Regions from separate parts of the Homo sapiens genome. Here region 1 is linked to region 2. Evidence: chromatin loops called from intact Hi-C (ENCODE). Cell type or tissue: heart left ventricle. All regions are shown on one strand. Each heading gives the region's core, and the rest is flanking DNA. Links, peaks and the distances in the headings are about the cores only. Region 1 overlaps RBFOX2 (RNA binding fox-1 homolog 2). Region 2 has its middle 32 kb from the start of MCM5.

Region 1 (5,378 bases), core at 230-5,229, 500 kb before region 2:
TTTTTTTTTAAAGAGGAACACGGTCTTGATGACATTCAGAGCAATTTGGGTGAAACTGTCTATCTAGATTTGTATGGTTTTCCCTTCTTGCCCGGTCTTTTACAGTTATCCTGCCCACATCTAATTTGAGCCTAAGTTTTCAGTGTCTTGACTTATTTTTCACAAAGCATTCACATTAGTTATTTTCAAGGAAATTTTCTAATTTATTTCATTGATGTGTGTATATATATATATATATATATATATATAACATTTAATTATATAATTATAAGAACTTACGACTTCTATAAACTGGCAGGTGAATAAACACAAGTGATTTTTGGTAAGCATACAACTCAGCTACTGGGAGAAGAAAGGGCTTGGGGGCAAATAGGAGAGAGTTGTTTACTAGTTTTAGGTGGTTTAAGACTGTTAAAAGCGTCCCTTTATTAGACTTGGGAACTGGAGAACATTAGTTAATTTAACAAGTTAATTGATTAAAAGAGGCTTATACTTTAATCAACCACAGGGAAGACTTACTTTTGTTTCATCAATTTTGTATCTCCTTAGTGGTTACTTGACTAAATTTTGTTCTATTGTTTTAGAGTCAACTCGGTTTGGGGGATGGGTAGGGAAGAGGATTAGAACAGATACACACAAACTAGAGATAATTTGTTTTGCTTCATTGGGGTGGCCTAACCAAGTAAGGGATGTTCAGCAGTGGGATACTTGCAAAACTAAGTGTTGAAAGCTTTCATTATTTCATCATTAAAAATTATTTAAGCTGTAGTGTACTATTTTGTTTATTAATTGATGAATACAAATGTATATATTTGTGGTACACAAAAAACCCAACTAATATCTGCTAACTGCTTTACAGTTTACAAAACCCTCCTGTGTATATCCACTTTTGATCTTCACAATAGTTCAGCTAGGTGGCTTGGGCTTTATTATCCCAATTTTATAGATAAAAGAATACCAAAGCACAGAGACTGTCAAATGAATCTCCCAGTCTTAGTTATATAGGTAGTAAGTAAAGAATTGGACTTGAACCCCGATTTTCAGCCTCCATGTCTTGTATTTCCCTTTTGTATTTGTCTGTCAGTGTCTCTCTGAATATAAGTGTTCTTTTGCTGGTGTGACAAGATAAGATATTCTGGAATCTTTGGAGAATGTGGGAGCATGAAGTCTTCATATGACTTGAAAGTTCTTGAGTAACTTATTTCTGTCAAGTTTTCTATCTTGTTTGTTAAAATAACTTATGATCTAAATTTTATCTTTTCATATTTTAAATACAAAGAAAAATGTCATGTTGTCAATTTTTTTGAGACTCTGTTGCCCAGGCTGGAATGAAGTGGCGCAATCTTGGCTCACTGCAACATTTGCCTCCCGGGTTCAAGTGATTCTTCTGCCTCAGCCTCCTGAGTAGCTGGGATTACAGACATGCGACACTAAGCCTGGCTAATTTTTGTATTTTTAGTAGAGACAGTGTTTTGCCATGTTGGCCAGGCTGATCTCAAACTTCTGACCTCAGGTGATCTGCTCACCTCAGCCTCCCAAAGTGCTGGAATTACAGATGTGAACCACCACGCGGGGCCCATTCTTTGATGTTTAAAATGCTTGTCAATGACTTCTCAAAACTATATTTTTTTCTTCAATTTTCTAAAATTCTGTTGAAAGACACAATGTCCCATTGATTAGCAGAAACAAGTGGGAACATCAAAGGAGATGCTTAAGTTGACAAATATAACATAGACAATTATAGATTTAAATTCAGAGTGGCAGCCTTACTTTTAATAAGAGGGTAAATTTAAAATGACCTAAGGGTTTCTTTTCTTAACAAGTATTTTCTTTCCTCAAGATTTTTTTTTTCTTTTTTCTAACCAGTTTTTTCATGGGTAGAAAATGAACTTTATTTTAGTCAAATTTTTGCAATGAACTTTCAAGGCTTTTTTTTTATTGGGAGCTGTGGACAACAGCAAATATATCTTCTGTAGTGCTCATTTGGCTTGATTGAAGAAATGATGACTACTTTTCTTCCCTCGGGGATAGTTGGTGGAATGGAGGACATGGTAAGTGTGTTCAGGTTCTAGCTTAGTGCTTTTGAGCTTAAAAAAAGACTGACCCCAAGGAGGCAGTTGCTTTTATGTCATGACCCAGTATACACACATACATATATGTTGACTATAACTTAGAATTAGTCTTACCAAATGCTGCCTATCTTAACCATGTTCTAAGTACTGTGATATTTTCTGTCCCCTTCAAAAAATTGTCGATTGTGACTAACGATTGACCAAAATTGATTTCTGCTGGATTTTTCCTGGACCCACTAATGGATTGCAACCTGTTTGAAAAACATTGTTCTAATACTTACATTCCTTAAAAATGCAACCTTAAAGAAACCTCATGCCTTTATTTTTTTGAGATGGAGTCTCACTTTGTCACCTAGGCTGGAGTGCAGTGGCATGATCTCTGCTCATTGCAACCTCCACCTCCCAGGCTCAAGTGGTCCTCCTACCTCAGCCTCCTGAGTAGCTGGGACCGCAGGTGTGCACCTCCATGCCCAGCTAGTTTTTGTATTTTTGGTAGAGATGGGGTTTCACCATGTTGCCCAGGTTGGTCTTGAACTCCTGAGTTCATGCGTTCCACCCGCCTCAACCTCCCAAAGTGCTGGGATTACAGCCGTAAGCTTCCATGCCGGGACACAAGAAACCCCATACCTTTTAGCAGTCACTCCCCTACTTTCCATCTCTCCACCCAAGCTCTAAGGCCCCCCAGCTGGAGACTGAATTAAAATGGTTCAGAAGTAAAACGTTACCCCTTCTGTATCTCGCAATCTATAATAATTTTCTTTCTGATCCTCTTTTTTTTTTTTTTTTTAACTAAACATGCTTTTGCTTTGCTCTTAAATTACAGGAAGTGTGAAATTGCTTTTTTTCCCCCCTGTTAGGTTGTCTAGAACCCCACTTTCAGCCTTTGTGCAAAGCTTTTTCAAACTGTTGCTTCTGTCCAACATCTGACCTCAGGTCACCCATCAATAGTTTAGGTCCTTCTGTGGTGTTGTCCTTACACCCTCTAGTGGATGAAGGTCTGGTATATGCTGTAGTGTCTAGTGTTCTTGTAGCACTTTTCTCAATCCATGTAATCAGCTTTACTATTACATTTTAGATCATTTCATTCTTCAAACAGTTAAAAATCTTTTCACTCCAGGAAAGACTGTTTTATTTCTTCTGCTGCTCACTGCCATGCTAAGTAATATGCTTATTCTGCTGTTTCATGATTTGTCCAAATTTTGGCACTATTCTTTGGCTTCCTACTGTTGAAGATGAGAAATTAGCAATTTTATTTTATTTTATTTTTATTTTTTGAGACAAGGTCTTGTTGTGTTGCCCAGGCAGGAGTGCAGGTGTGTCATCTTGGCTTACTGCAACCTCCGCCTCCTGGGTACAAGTGATTCTTGTGCCTCATCCTCCCCTGTAGCTGGCATTACAGGCGCACACCACCAAACCCGACTACTTTTTATATTTTTAGTAGAGATGGGGTTCCTCTGTGTTGGCCAGGCTGATCTCGAACTCCTGACCTCAAGTGATCCGCCTGCTTCAGCCTCCCAAAGTGCTGGGATTACAGGTATGAGCCACTGCGCCTGCCCAGAAATTAGCAGTTTTATAGACCTCTTTCCTTCTAATAAAGCCATTTTTTGGGTCAAATCAATATTTATTGATTTGTGAATATATAATAATTATTATGACTATTTATTTTATATCCAAACAAAATATTATTACTTTGCCTGTCTTACATATTTGTTTCCCTTGGAGTTACTATGTAGAGAAAATAAATATAAATATGTATTTGGCTGTTGCTTTTTAAAAAGCTCTATGGCCAGCGCAGTGGCTCACGCCTGTAATCCCAGCACTTTGGGAGACTGCGGCGGGGGAATCACCTGAGGTCTGGAGCTCGAAACCAGCCTGGCCAACATGGGGAAACCCTATCTCTACTAAAAATACAAAAATTAGTGGGGCATGGTGGCGGGTGCCTGTAATCCCAGCTACTTGGGAGCTGAGGCACGAGAATCGCTTGAACCCAGGAGGCGGAGGTTGCAGTGAGCTGAGATTATGCCACTGCACTCGAGCCTGGGCGACAGAGTGAGACTCCGTCTCAAAAAAAAAAAAAAAAAAAAAAGTTCTATTAAGATGTCATTTCTATACCTAAAATTTACTCAATGTAAGTGACTTGTTCAGTGATATTTAGTAAACGTATAGAGTTGTGTCACAGTCCAGCTTTAGTACATTTCCCTCATTCCCCAAATTCTTTCAAATTCTTTTGCAGTCATTCCCTGCTCCCTCTCCAGTCCTCCCTCTCTCCCCCAGCCAACCACTGCTCTGCTTTCTGACTTTATAAAATTGCCTCTTTTGTGCTGGACACGGTAGCTCATGCCTGTATACCAGTACTTTGGGAGGCCGAGGCAGGAGGATCCTTTGAGCCCAGGAGTTCAAGACCAGCGTGGGCAACACAGCGAGACCATGTCTCAAAAAAAACAAAAAAAATGGTCGCTTTTGGACATTTTATATAAATGGAATTATATGATATATGTAGTCTTTGGCATGAGATTTCTTACAATTAGTATAATGTTTTTGAGGTTCATCCAGGTTGTAGTATGTATCACTGTGTCATTTTTTATTTTTTTTTGCTAAATAATATTTCATTATAGTGATGTATCACCTTTTGTTTATTTGTTTACCAGTTGGTAGATATTTGTATTGTTTCCAACTTGGCTATTATGAATAGTGCTGATATGAAGAATTACCTGCAAATCTGTGTGTTGACATACTTTAATTTCTCTTGGGTAGATTTCTAGGAGTGGAATTACTGAGGCAATGGTAAACTCATGTATAATTTCTTCTTTTTAAGAGAAATAAGCCAGTGTGGTGGCTCATGCCTGTAATCCCAGCACTTTGGGAGGCTGAGGTGGGTGGATCACTTGAGGTCAGGAGTTTGAGACCAGCCTGGTTAACCCAGTTAAACCCCATCTCTACTAGAAATACAAAAATAAAATAAATAAAATAAAATAATAATAATCATAATAAAAGAGAAATGAGGTCGCCAATGCTGGAGTGTGGTGGTGCAATCATAGTTCAATTTAGCTTTGAACTCCTGCCTCAAGTGATCCTCCTGTCTCAGCCTCCCTGAGTAGCTGGTATTACCAGCTTGAGACAACGTGGCCTCATGCATAACTTTTAAAGAAACCACAGACTGTTTTCCAAAGTGGCTTGGTTTTATCTAACTTTTTGTTATAATGAGTGTATGGTAATAGCTCATTGTGGTTTAATTTGCATTTCCCTAATAATTAAGTAGGTACCTTTTCATGTGCTTATCAGCCACTTATGTTTGCTTTGGTGAGA
Region 2 (5,378 bases), core at 257-5,256:
TTGTCCCACACAGTGTGTAGAAGATGTATCATCAGGGTTCAGTGACAGACAACGGAATCCATTCCAGCTAGTAGGGAAAAAAAGGGCTTTTTTTTTTCAAGCATATTATTACTAAGTGTCTGAGCATCCAGGAAAGCTGCCTAAAACGCTGCTGAACTGGGCTAAGATGCCAGGGCTCCTGCCTCCATCAAGAAGCTGTGGAATTCAGAAGCCACCATTACAACTGCCAGCTCCAGCATTAGGCCTGCACTCTACCACCATCCACACAGCAAAATGGATGCTTGGATGCTCCATGCCCTGCCTCTCTCCCCACGAAACTCAGTTCCAAATTCTAGTCTTGTGCGTTTGCATTCAATGGCAGGATTTCCATGCCATCAGAAACACTAGCTGCAAGAGAGTCTGGAAATGTGGTTAAGTTTCCCAGCCTCTGCAGCACGGGAAGGGATGCCACATGGAATCCCTTGAGTCCATGGGATCTTGGGGCCATTTAGTGGCTGCCCCCGACAGGGCTTGAGGGGAAGGACCTCACCACAGGCTCCAGTCCCCGGCCCAGTGCCTCTGAGGAGGGATGGGGAGGGTGGGGTAGGGGAGAATATTTCCAGCCTGTTGCACCAAATGTGCCCAGCCCTGGGTCCTGCAGATGGAAAAGTAGAAATGAAGCCTTGCTTGGCTGCTTCCCCCTCTCCTGCAGGATCCACCCCCAAGAAGGGGCAGGACGACAGAGTGGGGATATGAGGACAGAAGAGCGACTTACATACACCAACAATGGCAACACGTGGCAACCAATGCCATTAGGCATTCCCAATGAAATGAGAGACCCCCCCAAGGTCCCCAAAGGCAACCTGGGTTAGGAGAGGAGCATTGGACTAAGAGCCGAGGGGTCTGAGTTCTGACCCAGGGGAAGCCCCTAACAGACTGTTTGTGAGCATGCCACATGCCCTCTCTGAGCTGTGGTCAGAGAGGTTGCAGTCAGGGCTGTGATCTCATCTGAAGGCTGGATGGTGGTGTTAAAGATGGTGATGTTATACATGGTCTCATCTATAACATGGATGGTGACTTGATACTGCCTGGATCCTCTGGGGCTCCAAGGGTTGAAGTTCTATCATGCAAAGGGAATCAAGGGGCCAGGCCCAGTGGCTCATACCTATAGTCTCAACACTTAGGAGGTGGAGGCAGGAAGATCACTTTGAGCCCTCAAGCTTGAGGCTAGCCTGGGCAATATAGCAAGACCCTGTCTCTACAAGAAAATTAAGAAATAAGCCAGACATGGTGGTGCATGCCTGTAGTCCCAGCTACTCCAGGAGCTGAGGTGAGAGGATCCCTTGAGCCCACAAGGTTGAGGGTGCAATGGGCCATGACTGCACTACTGCACTCCAGCCTGAGCAACATTGTGAGACCCTGTCTCAAAAAACAAAGAGGATCAAGGATGATGGGACAGAGACAACCTAGGGGGTTCACCTGGGCTCCACCATCTGCCCCCGAGACACCTGCCCCCAGCAACTTTTACCCTCCCAGCTCTCCTGAGTGCCTGATTTCCTGGTCTCCCTCTAGGACCTCCCATCTCTAGCCTCACACAGCGCTGCCTGGCCCCAATCCCCAACCCCCTCCACTCTCCTCCAGCCTCTCACCCACCACCCCCCCGCACACACACACACAGAGCCAGATGAGGCTGGACCAGGCTGGAGTTGCCGAAGGGGCTGAGCAGATGGCCAGGGCCAGGGACTAGATAGTGACTGGGAATTATTCACCTGACTACATGGGCTGGTGTTAAGAGTCTGGGCCCTTGCTTTCCTCCCCAAGGAAGTTGGAGGAGATACTTCCAGACTCCACGCAGCAGCTCTCTGGTGCTTCTCCTCCCTGCTCTGCTCTACTGACAAGGAGCACGTTCTGTGTGGGGGCCGTGAACAGAACCGTCACACAGTACTTGAGCTCCCAGGGTGAGGCGCTTATGTAACTGATGCCTGCCTGCCACCTGTACTCCCCGCTAGACCCCCTGGCTTCATCTCAAAGCACAAGGCCACCCCGGTACCCACACACCAGGCCTCCATGGGGTCCCATCTCTTGAAATATCACAGAGCACTTGTTCTTTCTCACAAGGCTCTTCATGCTGGCGCTGACGTTCTTTCTGGATCTTTCTCCCCCAAGCAGGAAGAAACATGCTTTGTTCTCTGTATTCCCAGTGTCCCGGAAACCTGTGAATGCTTGGTAAATTTAGCTGAATGAACTAAAAGTATCAATAATAATAGAAACCCATAGAGAATGTAACAGGCACTAGTCTAAGAGCTCTGCATACATTCATGCATTTAATGCTCACCTCGCCCTTTATTGTAGGTACGGTCATTATCTCCATGACACAAACGGATGAATCAACAAATGCCACCACGTTCCTTCTGGGGAAAGGCACTGACCCGACAGATCAGGCCCATCACCAGGCATAAAGTGAGAGGGTGCCATGCTGAGTGTCCTCTATTATACCACCAGAAGCAGGCAGGGTGTTTCTGGAAGGAGGGCCCCCTGGAGGAGGAGAGGCACAGAGGGAACTGAAGTCTGGGTCGCTGGAGAAAACAGCCCCTTCAACTCTAAAGGAGTAGCTGGGCCTGAAGCTGGGGGGTTCCAGGAGCCAAGATCCTCAAACTCACCCATGAGTTTGAGTTTGACAGGGATGGCAGTGGGAACCTTAGGGCTGCGTGCTAGAAGCTGATGGGTTCCAGAGACCGAGTCACCCAGAAATCCCATCTAATTCTAAGATTTGATGAGTCCTATATCAGGAGGAGACAAGACCCGAGAAACTATCACTGTGGTCACCTCCAGGGTGGCTGGGGACGGTCAGAGAGAAGGGGGACTGGTTTTACTTTTGTCTTTTCACCCATGCGCTACCCATACAAAAAATAATACACGTGTATATTTGAACTGAATATTTCTAAGAGTCTAGCCTTCTAAGCCTCCAAGATTATTACAATCATTCTGAGATCCAGACTGATTCTCAGAGACTGCTGGCAAAGATTCGGGGGTTGGGCATCCGTGGGTTTGGACCCCGGCTCCGTGCATTTCTGTGCCTCAGTTTCCTGGTGTGTAACCCAGGACGAGGATACCCACTTCCGCTGGAGCATGATAACGATAACTCAGGCATCCCCCAGGATCTGTCACGCAGCAGAGCCTTTGTCCAAACAAAGCCAGTGGTGAATGCCCAGAACCAGAGGATCCTCCAGGCAGCGTCTGGGCTGCTGAGTCTGAGCCAGGGAGTTTCCAGATTCCCAGGGTAGGAGGCCGGGAAGTCCCTGGGAGCGCCTGGAGAGCTGGCCCTGCAGGCCAGGCCGGGTGGGTGCGGGAGGCTGCAGCCCCGGGCCTGGTGCTCTGGCGCCCCCTCATGGACACTGTTCTCCTCGCACCCCTGGGACAGCTGGAGAGGAGTGCCCTCATTCATCAAAAAAATTCTCCTGATTATTCAGGGTTATTTTTTTTAAAAAGACCAAAGCTAGAGACAAGGTAAGAGTCCCCACTGGTCCTTCTGTGTCCTGCATGGAAATACGACTGAAAAAAAAAAAAAAGGCTGGGTACAGTGGCTCACGCCTGTAATCCCAGGACTTTGGGAGGCCGAGGCAGGTGGATCAGGAGGTCAGGAGTTCCAGACCAGACTGGCTAGCATGGTGAAACCCCATCTCTACTAAAAATACAAAACAAAACAAAATTAGCCAGGCATGGTGGCACGCGCCTGTAGTCCCAGCTACTCGGGAGGCTGAGGCAGAAGAATTGCTTGAAACTGGCAGGCGGAGGTTGCAGTGAGCTGAGGTCGCACCACTGCACACTCTAGCCTGGGCGACAGAGCGAGACTCCATCTCAAAAAAAAAAAAAAAAGTCCCCACTGGCTGGTTTTGGGGCTCCAGGCCCAAAACACAGCATTAAGTGTTCAGAAGCTTTTGACACCTTTTGAGACACATAATGATTAACTACAGGCACTCCTGCCCAGCGGGCACCAGGTGCCCACTTCCTGGCAAAGCTCTTGTTATTTCACTGTATCTTCCTATACTCTCACTATACTCAGCCCACACTATTATCAATCCTCTTAACATCTGGGGGAACAGAGACCCAGGAAGATAAACTGAACTCAGGGCACACAGCTGGAAGTGGTGGCATTAGGTGTCACACTCAGGCCATGGACTCCGTCACCCTGTGTAAGGAGCAGTAATTTTCTCTCCCATTCTCTGCAGGCCCCTGAAAGGTACCATGCTCAATACCAGTGAACGCTGTTCAGCCCAACCTGACCACAACTCTTCCAGATGGGCTTTTATTCCCCCCATTTTTAGGGTGACCAACGGGTGTGCCTAGGGCTGAAGGGGCTCCTGGGATGCAAGACTTTCGGTGTTAACACCAGAAAAGCCCGACCCATTTTACAGACACGGAAACTGAGATTTGGAGAGGGTAATATATTCCACAGCTATTGAGCATGGAGCCCAGAAGTCTTGCTCTAGAATGAGGCCTACTGGCTGAGAAGCACTAGGCTGAGCTGGTTCTCTAAGGAAGAACAAAAAATGGCTGGGCACGGTGGCACAGGCCTGCACTTTTTGAGGCTGAGGTGGGCGGATCACCTGAGGCCAGGAGTTTGACACCAGCCTAGCCAACATGGTGAAACCCCATCTCTACTAAAAATACAAAAATTAGCCAGCTACAGTGGCGCGCGCCTGTAGTCCCAGCTACTCGGGAGCCTGGGGCAGGAGAATTGCTTGAACCAGGAGGTGGAGGTTGCAGTGAGCCAAGAGAGCAAGCCACTGCACTCCAGCCTGGGTGACAGAGCAAGACTCCATCTTAAAAAAAAAAGGAAGAACAAAAAACAAGGGCAGGAGGGGTGAGGAGGAATGGCAGGAGAGAATTCTAGAATCTCAGAGCCCGGAACAATCAATCTTGAAATCTTGAAGGCAATAATATCTCCTAAGAAGACGACCCTTGGTGGCTCACCCAGATCCTTCACTTCTGCCTCTGAGACATTGAGTCATTTCCTCAAAGTCTTGTAGCCTCAATTTCTCATCTGTAATTTGGAGATAATAACCTTAGGACCTAGCATTTCAAAAAGATTTGGCCGGGCACGGTGGCTCATGCCTATAATCCCAGAACTTTGGGAGGCCGAGGCAGGTGGATCACCTGAGGTCAGGAGATCAAGACCAGCCTGGCCAACATGGTGAAATCTTGTCTCTACTAAAAATACAAAAATTAGCCAAGCATGGTGGCAGGCACCTGTAATCCCAGCTACTTGGGAGGCTGAGGCAGGAGAATTGCTTGAACCTGGGAGGCGGAGGTTGCAGGGAGCTGAGATCATGATACTACACTCCAGCCTGGGAACAGAGCAAAATTCCGCCTCAAAAAAGAAAAAAAAAAAAAAAAAA

The links. Hi-C counts contacts between places; a loop is a spot of excess contacts. Peaks named below come from ENCODE experiments on the same cell type or tissue, not always from the same donor. Only the 100,000 strongest peaks of a DNase experiment are listed, where the experiment ranks them.
Region 1: a loop joins it to region 2, with 2.5 times the contacts of the local background. A loop is called at or near these places in 23 of 110 quality-filtered maps.

Annotation. Positions count from the first base shown.
Region 1 is chr22:35,928,798-35,934,175 of GRCh38, reverse strand. All of the region lies in intron 2 of RBFOX2 (RNA binding fox-1 homolog 2), which reads left to right. Among named protein-coding and RNA genes, the nearest start is that of RBFOX2, 97 kb to the left of the region's middle. In heart left ventricle, for the core only: a CTCF peak has its summit at 3,049 (motif pointing left); no DNase peak of the experiment used is centred there.
Region 2 is chr22:35,428,980-35,434,357 of GRCh38, reverse strand. It overlaps a transcript of MCM5 not described here. Among named protein-coding and RNA genes, the nearest start is that of MCM5, 32 kb to the right of the region's middle. In heart left ventricle, for the core only: a CTCF peak has its summit at 3,361 (motif pointing left); a DNase peak (open chromatin) is centred at 3,317.